2 separate regions of the Mus musculus genome follow, and region 1 is linked to region 2. The links are chromatin loops, found by intact Hi-C in ENCODE. Cell type or tissue: gastrocnemius. All regions are shown on one strand.

Region 1 (5,000 bases), 240 kb before region 2:
CTCATCCTCTTCATCTCAGCTACCTGACTGAAGAGGCATTCCTGAGAGCTTCTTACCTCCTGCTACAAGGCTGGCTGCAGCTCCCTAGCCACAGCCTCCCACCTCTAGAGGCCACAGTTTGTTTGTTTCAGAGGCCTCTCTGGCCAGCCTAGCCTGGTCCTGCCTGCAGAAACATCTGGGCAGAATCCTCCAGGGTCTCCTCCTCAGCTGGAGAATGTGGGGTGGGGGAGGAGCCAGGGTGAGTGACAGCTTTCACGGACACCTCACTCTTCTCGACATGTTTACTCACAGGCTGTCTGAGAAGTGAGAATCCTCCCTAATGGGTGTTTCACCCAATTAAATAATTAACTCAGAGTGTTGCTAAGCATTCTGGGCTCAGGCTCCCCTTCCTGGAGGGGCCCTCCTGCCAGGCGGAGGCTGCTGCCAGCTCAGGGCCTGGCCTAGGCCAGGAGGAGACGCTGCTGGGAGGAGCTGGGAGGTTTCCCAGCTCTTGGGAGTTCAGTGGGCAAAGGAAGGATAGTGGGGGCATTCGATAAGGGAGCAGAGAGCCACCAAGAGGTGATGGAACCTTCTAGAGCTTTTCCATTGGCTTCTGTTTTACCATCCCCCACCTTCATCTTTCCCATACCCCACTACAGGGAAAGGAAAAGGAACTTCTTTCTACATGTGGTGTAGGAGCAGGGGCACTCTCCCTGCCAGGCAAATCAGACAAGGAGTCTATAGGGATAAGCTCAATGATGTGGATCATTCATACTGTGGAATATCACTCAGCCCTCAAAAAGAACGGATTGCTGACCATGGGTGGCACAGGGCTATAGCCCCAGTAGAAGGGGAAATGGAAGCAGGAGACTTAGGAGCTCAAACTTTTCCTTGGCTAAATATGAAGTTCGAAGTCCGCCTGAGCTACATGAGACCCTGCTTCAAAAAAAAAACAAAACAAAAACAAAAACAAAAAACAAAAAAACAAAAAAACAAAAAACAAAAAACAAAAAACAAAACAAAGAAAGAATAAGACCATTTATGTGTGGACAAGAAAAGCATCCCTAAGAGACTGTAAAGTGGAGGAGGAAAAAAGGCTGGGCTGCAGAGATGCCTGGCAGGTAAAGTACCTGCTGCCCTGTGACCCGAGTTCAATCCCTGGAACCTTTATGACGGGAGGAGAGACTTGGCTCCTGGAAGCTGTTGTCTGGCTTACACACACACACACACACACACACACACACACACACACACTGTGGCAGGCATGAATTCATGCATATACACAGATACATTAACGTCATGAAAAAAATTAAAAACACACAAAACTAACCTTTAAAAACAGCAGTGAAGAATTCCTGAAAAGACAGAATGGAAGATGGCAACTTAGAGCCATGGAGAGGTGTCTCTGAATAAACACTAGGTGGCCCTGCAAGGACCCGGATTCAGTTCCCAGAACCCACAGGACAACTCACAACCCTAAGTCCAGTTCCAGGGGATCTGACAACCTCTTTTGGCTTCCAGGGGCACTGCATGCACACAGCACACATAATAAATATAAGCAAAACCAATTGTGCACATAAAATAAACAAATAAATAGATCCTTAGCTTGGGGGAGTTAAGGTTTTTGAATCTGCATTTTTCAATATTTATTTCAACTCAAAATAAGTTCCCATTATACACATGTACACTGCAGCCAAGCATCCAACGGCCCACAAAAGGATGTTTTCATCCAGTACAGACAGACCAGGGCCCTGGCATTTTGTTTTTGTTTTTTCCTGTTTCTGAGACAGGGTTTCGTGTACCCCAGACTGGCCCATCTCTAGCTCCTGAATTCTGGGATTACAGGTATGAGTCACCATGGACATTTCTATCACTTCTTTCTTTAAACAAACTTTTTATTTCTTTACTTTTTTTTATGTGTTTGAGTGCTTTGCCTGAATGTATGTCTGTGACCCACATGCATGCCTGGTGGAAGCCAGAAGAGGATGTCAGGTCCCCTGGAACTGGACTTGTGGATGGTTGTGAATGGCCATGTGGGTGCTGGGGTCCCCTACAAGAGCTGTAATAGGTACACTTAACCCATGAGTTATGTCTTCAGTCCTCAGTCGCTCTCATTTCTAATTTTCCCCTTAAAACACATTTTTCCTGGCATGACTAACATCTGTGATTCCAGCTGTTGGGAAGTAAAGACAGGAGAGGAGAAGTCCAAGATCAGCCTTGGCTATACAATCACATGGTATTAACTGGCAGAACCCACGACAGCTTTTCTCAGCCTGGCACTTGAGACCCCAAGGTGGGGGTAAAACAGCCCTTTCACAGGGCTCTCCTAAGACCACTGGAAAGCACAGATATTTAGATTGTGATTCATAACCGTAGCAAAATTACTGCTATGAAGTAGCAACAAGAACAATTTTATGGTTGAGGGTCACCACAATATAGTGAATTGTATTAAAGTGTCTCAGTGTTAGGAAGGTTGAGAATTGCTGATTTAGCGTCACTTAGAGGATGGGCTTCTGGGTATGCTGGGGGTTGGTGGGGGGGGGTCTTGATTGCATTAATCAATGTGGGATGCTCCATCTTAATGATGGGAAGGACCATTTCCTGGGCAGGGGCTCCTCTCCTCTCCTCTCCTCTCCTCTCCTCTCCTCTCCTCTCCTCTCCTCTCCTCTCCTCTCCTCTCCTCTCCTCTCCTCTCCTCTCCTCTTCTCTCTCTCGACAGGGTTTCTCTGTGTAGCCCTGGCTGTCCTGGAACTCACTCTGTAGACCAGGCTGGCCTTGAACTCAGAAATCCACCTGCCTCTGCCTCCCAAGTGCTGGGATTAAAGGCATGTGCTACCACTACCTGGCAGATTGTAATCTTATAAATAGATCCAATTGTTTCTGTCCAAGTCCCCAAAGAAGCAGGGAGCTGTCCTTCAGGACTCAACCACTGGGTGGCAGCCTCGATACACTTGCCCCTATTACAGGTTCAGCTCAGATGACAGGGTGGATGGGAGGTGAGGAGGTGGGGGTAGGTGGGTGATGATGGAGAGGGGTGGGGTGGGTGGGAGGGGTGATGATGATAAGTGTGACTTAAGATAGGGTATGGCTTGGAAGCCCAGACTGGCTCAGCCTCCCCTAGTCTGGGATTACAGTTTACAAGTATCTCATGATGCCCTGGGAAGTTTATCTTTTAAACCATTTAGGAACCAAAATTTAACCTACTGCTGACCTCTCCACTCTACAAGTCCAATTGGCTCTTGAAATGAGACGCTTTATTGTATCCAAATAGAATGGGGATGGGGATTGAGGTAAAAAGAACTCAGTAATTCCGAGAGGGTCTGGATCTCTCCCACTGGTGTAGAGGAATGATATGGAAGCAGAGGGTACCTAGTTTCAAAACTCATATCTTCAGCAACTATGTGGCCTTAGGCAAGTTCCTTAACCACTCAGTGTCTGATTCCTCAATTACAAACGAACTTAGGTAATAATGATAGCTCTTTCCCTTGAGGAAATGTTTTAAAAAGAAAAACAAAGGGCTGGTGAGATGGCTCAGCAGGTAAGAGCACCCAACTGCTCTTCCGAAGGTCCTGAGTTCAAATCCCAGCAACCACATGGTGGCTCACAACCATCTGTAAGGAGATCTGACTCCCTCTTCTGGAGTGTCTGAGGACAGCTACAGTGTACTTACATAGAATAAATAAATAAATATTAAAAAAATAAAAAGAAAAACAAAACAAAACTGAGGTGAATCCAGAGCTAAGCCCAGCAGACAGACAGCACTTGGAGCGGTTCCTACCCTGCTCTCTGTTCTGGACGTGCAGAGGAGTGTGGGACAGGTCCGTTAACCGCAGAGTAAGTGAAGCTGGGTTCCATTCCCACGCTCCCTGGGGCACGCAACTGGCTGGTGCTGGACCTGAGAAAGTGGCAGGTGGCTTTCGATGGGGATGATAAACCATGCCTGGTGAGGCACCCACTGCCCTGGTATCCCAACTGCTGCCCCCAGACCTGCCCCCTCAACCCTAGCCAGGCTTTTCATCCCTGACCTCTGAACCAGACCTATCCTCTCTGTGACTCTGGGCCTCACCAAGTACGCTGTGTGCTGTGTGCTGTGCGCTGTGCGCTGTGCGCTGTGCGCTGTGCGCTGTGCGCTGTGTGCTCTTCGCCTCCTCCAGGCTCCATCCTAACTGCCACACCTGCACCAAAGCTACCCCCCTCCTCCTGGAAGTCCTCAGCTTCTGTCAGATCTGACTGAAGGCCTTCTCTGTGCACTGGCTCCTGGAAGTCCTTGGCTAATAAGGGTCTCTGCCACACATCTGCACCTCGGGCACATTAAGACAATGATGGTATCTACTTGGATACCTGACTGAAAACTGCCCCCTAAACATTTACAGTACAGCTTTATAAGGGCCTCAAGATAGAAACACAATGGTGGAAAGCTGACTCTGTCTTTGTTTAAATATGAACCCTGCATGTCTTAATTTTTTTGTGTGTTTGTTTTGTTTTTCGTGATAGAGTTTCTCTGTATAGCCCTGGCTGTCCTAGAACTCACTTTGTAGACCAGGCTGGCCTTGAACTCAGAAATCCGCCTGCCTCTGCCTCCTGAGTGCTGGGATTAAAGGTGTGTGCCACCACACCCATCTGCATGTCTTAATTTCAACAAAAATTACCAAGGCTAGAGAGCTGGCTCCTCTAGAGGACCAGGGTTCAATTCCCAGTAGCCCCATGATAGCTTACAACCCTCTGTAACTCCAGTCCCAGGGGATCTGGTGCCCTCTTCTGGCTTCTTCAAAGCACTGCACACACATGGTGAGAATACATTCAGGCAAACACTCATACACAAATCTTACCACAACAAAAAGCCAGGCATGATGGTACAGGGAAAGATAGTGCACAGGGAGGTTCCTCCGTCCTGTATTCTTGCTGAGGGCACTTCAGCTTTAACTAGAATTGGATCTCCTTGATGGAGAATCCCATGAAAAAATCACCCAACTCTATTTTAGGATCTGAGGCCAAGATGTCATAATTCGTTTTTCTTTTTC
Region 2 (5,000 bases):
AAACAAAACAGATAGATCACCATGAGAACTACAGCTCAATAATTTTTTCTCCGGCAAAGAGTTCCATAATGGCTTCCAGGAGGCCTCCCCATTTTGAGGTCAATCTCCTCACTCTGTGGCACTTGTCACACAGATCCTATTGGAGGTGGTGTGGCAGAAAGGTACCAGCTAAGTCTAGGGACAGCACTGTCAGGAGCACCCACCTACCTGGAGCATAGCTCAGCACCCGCACACTCAGTTCCTCAGCAGCCAGGACCTGGTAGAGCATGTCTCGGGCAGCCTTCCCCGCACAGTACAGACCCCAGCCCTTGTAGGGCTGCAGGGCACACAGAGATGAGATGTTAACCACAGTCTTGCTCAGGCCAGGGCTATCCCGGAAGGCATTCAAGGTGCCGGAGGTCAAACAGAACATGGAGGTCAGGTTCAGAGCCCAGTAGTTGTTCACCTCAGCTAGGTCATTCACGTTGAGGAAGCCTTTGGAAACATCCCCAAGAGTGGCTGAAAAACAAAAACAAAAACAAACAACAACAACAAAAAAAAAACAGGACCAAAGAAATGGCACAACTGGGGCGCTCTTCTTCCTCAGCCTTCCTCAGTTCCTCCCCATAGGCGTTTGCTATCCCTCTGCCCCAGCTCTGCAGACACCCCTAATGCAAGCTAAGACTACTCCTGAATGCTCTTTAGTAAAGCAGAGAGATTTGTTCAAAAAGTCTTGACTCACACACCCGCCAGGAGGCACTGTCACTCATCAGTGACACTGGTACACCCTCTTGGACTTTGGACTTTTGCGAACTTGCCCTCCTCTTACCCAAAAGGCGATGAGGTGAGAGCTCGCAGCCGGGGTCTGGACCGGAGTCTCACCTGCGTTGTTGATGAGCAGCAGGCGCTGCAGCCCCTCGGGCCTCGGGAGCTCAGCATCGCGCTCAGAGGCAACCGCTGCATGCCGGCCTCGGTGCCCGCAGCTGCCAGAGTGGTGTGTGGAGCGGGTGCAGGCCCGGCTGCTGCGAGCCCAGCTCCTCCTTCAGTTGCCACAGCACGAACTCACAGCGTGCGTTTAGGAGCATCACCGAACCCGGTAACTGCAACCGGGCTAGCTGCGGGGCCAGGGCGGGACAAAAGCCCCAGGAGGCCCCGGTCAGCACGCACACAGCGCTTCCCAGCCTGCCACACTCTTTGTCTGGAGCTCAACTTCATGGGCTGCTACCTAACCAGCGTGGGGCGGAGCCTATCCTTGGCTTTGGACAGTGGAAGTTCAGGCCAGCATCCACTCGTGTTTGGGTGAAAAAAGTGACGAATAGCCAGGGAGCCATGGCTCAGCAGGAAATCCCAGTCCCCTTCCTAGTGCTTCTAAGTTCCCCTTGAACGCCACTCCCATAAGTTCAGCCCCTTTCTCAATTTCCACCCTGTTCCAGGATCAGCTTCCCCCTCCAGGGTTGGTTTGTCTTTATCCATACAGGACATACCAGTTAGAGACCAGTGACAGTCTTGGATGAAGTCCTTGCCTGCGTAGAGCTTGTGGTCCCTTTGCACTCTGATTAACAGAAGCCTTCTCTGGAAAAGCACAGCAGCTTCCCCAGGAGGTGCTAGGCAGACAGAACCAGAAAATGAAGAGCACACACAGGGGAAGAGAAAGGCTGAGAATCACAACAATCTCACGAACAAGACTCATCACTGTCAGTGAAAACGCTTGGTTCCTTGGGACCTGTGTACTTATCCTTCAACCTGTGTCATGCACTCTAGAAACAACTTCATAATCTCAAATGGGAAAGAAAAATATCCCAGCTCTCTGGAGATGTCTGAGGAGGACAGGAGAGAAAGACATAGAGATTGCTTTGATCCATTTTTAGTCTGAGGTGAGCTAGAGTCCATCGGAATTACAGGCAAGCAGGCTAGCGGCTAGCTCCTCTTTGTTTCAGAAAGTTCAAGTGGTAGGACTAGGCAGTTCTTAGCTAGGGCGGACTGGGAAGCCAACCATCAGAGGGCACCCCTCTCAAGTTCCAATCTTTTGGCTCTGCAGTAGTTATAAACTGATGTTATCCTGCCCCCTTCTGGCCGCTCTGTAGCAACACCCTGTCCTTCCTTTTTTCTATGCACGCCATAATAAAGGAACAAAATACCATTCATACTTGGGCTGCCCAGGGAAAGGTCCCTGGAAGAAGTCGCATAGACACCTTGCTGTTCCTGGTCCTCGGGTCCTCAATGAGAGTTGGCTGGGCTGCAAGTCAAGAGTGGGAGAGATTTAGAAGCACAAGAAGGCTGGCATAATGACCTTTTCTGTGCTTACAGTGCCTGCTTCCCATGTGAGATCTGAGTTTATTCCCCAGAGTGCAGAGAAGACTCAGCACTTGAAGATGGAGACATATACACTTCCCTTTTTTCATGTTTTTTTTTTGAGACAGTGTTTCTATATTGAGCTCTGACTATCCTGTAACTCACTCTGTAGACCAGGCTGGCCCAGAACTCACTAAGACCCATCCCCTCCTCTTCCTCCTGGTTAAAGGCGTGTGCCAGGTGCATTTCAAGTTCAATGGCCTTTCGGATGCCTGTGTCTAAAAGTCCAGGTGTTCAGCATCTGTGAATTGACATTTGTACATGTGTAGATGTGAACAATGCACATATAAAGTTGAGCACACATGTGCATGTGCACAAGGACACACATGGACAAGAACACAAGTTAAATATATCATGTGAGAGTGCACATGCATGCATACTAAATATACTGATGAAGAAGTCCACAGTCGACTTAAGCCCCAGGTGGCCCTTTGCAAGGCCTGACCTCCTTTCTGCAGGAGCATCCTGGTGGGTAAGACTTAGAAGACTCAGGCAGGGTGATAATGCTGAGAACTCCAGGAAGTTCTTCCATGGATGCTGGATGGTTTGGGGTCTTACACGCGTTCTCGCGACCGGCCAGGAAGAACGCAACAAACCGGAATCTTCTGCGGCAAAGCTTTATTGCTTACATCTTCAGGAGCCAGAGAGCAAGAGAGCAAGAGCTCTATTGCTTACATCTTTAGGAGCCAGAGCGCAAGAGCGCAAGAGTGCAAGAGTGCAAGAGAGCAAGAGCCAGAGCAAGAGAGAGAATGGCGAAACCCCATCCCTTTTTAAGGAGAATTATCCTCCGCCTAGGACGTGTCACTCCCTGATTGGCTGCAGCCCATCGGCCGAGTTGTCATCACGGGGAGGGCAGAGCACATGGGGTGGAGAACTACCCTTGGCACATGCGCAGATTATTTGTTTACCACTTAGAACACAGGATGTCAGCGCCATCTTGCAACGGCGAATGTGAGGGCGGCTTCCCACATTGGGGGAGTCTCATTACTACTGAGTAGTTTCCAATTGGTGGCCTGGCAATGAGATCCCAGCTTTGTCAGCCCTGTGGGTCACCTGGATGTCTCACTTCCATGCAGCATGGGACCAGGCACCTCCGAGAAGCCAAGGCAGATGGCCCTGCACTGAGGAGAAAGGAAGGCCGCCTGGATCAGTTCTTCTAATGTTAACCTTCTGCACCCCTTAATCATGGTAATGTCTTCTATAATGGAAATAAAATCCCATTGTTTAAATGGCGTTTTTTTTGTTATGTTGTGTTTTCTTTATTTAGATTTTTAAATTTTTATTGTTTTTTTTTGTGAACTTCATTCACATCATCTACCCCAATCCCACTCATCTCCCCTTCCCCTTGTACCTGTCCTCCACTCTTGCATCCTTTCCCAGCAATACAGAAAAAACATCTCTTGGGAGCTGTAGTGCATCAGTGTGCCCATAATATTCTTTTTTGTCCACACTTCTTTGCTTGTAAATGTTCATTGCAATGACTTGTTCGTCCAGTATGGAGCCTCTGACTTGTGCTACTCAATAATGGAACGTCACTGGAACTCTTCTTGGATATGCTGGTCTTTCCCTGAGTCATGGAAATCCTGTAGTATTGGGTCTGTAGAACCAGCCTCTTAGTGCACTCCAGCAGTTCACTGATAGGATAGATGGGGTGAACCAACTGAAAGCCTGCATCTGGGCCTGAGAGGCTCAGAGACAGTCAGCCTCCTGGCTCTCATGCATCCATGCCCATGTGGCCAGTTCACCCTCAACCCCCACAACCAGTGCCAGCTCTACCCTGCTGCCCAGGTGAGGTGCAGGGACTGCCCCTGAGTGCTGCAGCCAGTTAGGGACATGGCCAGTTCTCCCACTCAGAATCCTGTGACCAGCTTTCTTGTCTGCCACAGATGGTGACGGAGGGGCAGAGTGTGTGTCTCTGCCTCTTACTTACCAGTGCCCAGCAGACAAGCAGCAGGTGGGAGGGTTGGGAGAGGCAGAGACAGTTCTCCCTCTCTCATGAGCCCAGAGCTCTCTTGCCTGCTTTAGGTGGCTAGGGACTAGGGTGGTAGTCACTGCTGCATAACAGACGAGAGGCAGGGCTAGCTCTCCCATGTGCACATCCTCAGGGCCAGCTCCCCTGTAGCCCTGCCATCAGGGTCAGCTCTACTGTGCTGCCCGGGTGAGGGGCAGGGCCAGCTCTCCTGCTCTCATGACCTCTTGGAGCCAACTCTCCTCCTGCCTCCATGGTGAGGGCAAATACAAGGGAAGGGGTCTCTCCCTTGCCGTGCCAAGGCACAGCAGACAAGAGGCAGCCACACTCATGCCCTCTGGGCCATCTCACCCACAATTCCCACATCTCAGTCCATCTCTGCTGTGCTAGCCAGGTGAGGTGCAGGGATTGCTCTTCCAAGTCCTGCAGTCAGCAAAGGACAGGGCCAGCTCTCCTGCTCCCATGACCCCAGGGCCAGGTCTCTTACCTGCTGCAGATGGTGTGGGCTAAGTATGGAAGACATACCTCTCTCTCTTTCACACTACCACAAGGACACTAATGGTAGGGCCAGCTCTATCATGGGGTCAGCATCCTAGGAGATAGCTATCCCCAAACTCCTGCACTGTTTGGGCCCCTGAGTACTGTGGCTGCCTCTGGGCTGGGTCTGCTCTCTTGCTCTCAGGCCTGTGGTGCCAGCCCT

What was found. Hi-C counts contacts between places; a loop is a spot of excess contacts. Peaks named below come from ENCODE experiments on the same cell type or tissue, not always from the same donor. Only the 100,000 strongest peaks of a DNase experiment are listed, where the experiment ranks them.
Region 1: it touches region 2 in a loop (6-fold over the local background); 25 of 42 quality-filtered maps call a loop at or near these places.

What each region holds. Positions count from the first base shown.
Region 1 is chr6:85,395,290-85,400,289 of GRCm38, reverse strand. No RefSeq gene overlaps it. Among named protein-coding and RNA genes, the nearest start is that of 4933423K11Rik, 23 kb to the right of the region's middle. In gastrocnemius, a CTCF peak has its summit at 2,901 (motif pointing right); DNase peaks (open chromatin) are centred at 389 and 2,908.
Region 2 is chr6:85,151,177-85,156,176 of GRCm38, reverse strand. It overlaps the pseudogene Spr-ps1. Among named protein-coding and RNA genes, the nearest start is that of Gm33200, 12 kb to the left of the region's middle. In gastrocnemius, CTCF peaks have their summits at 721 and 2,048 (motif pointing left); DNase peaks (open chromatin) are centred at 812, 1,119 and 2,014; H3K4me3 peaks cover 842 bases; H3K27ac peaks cover 599 bases.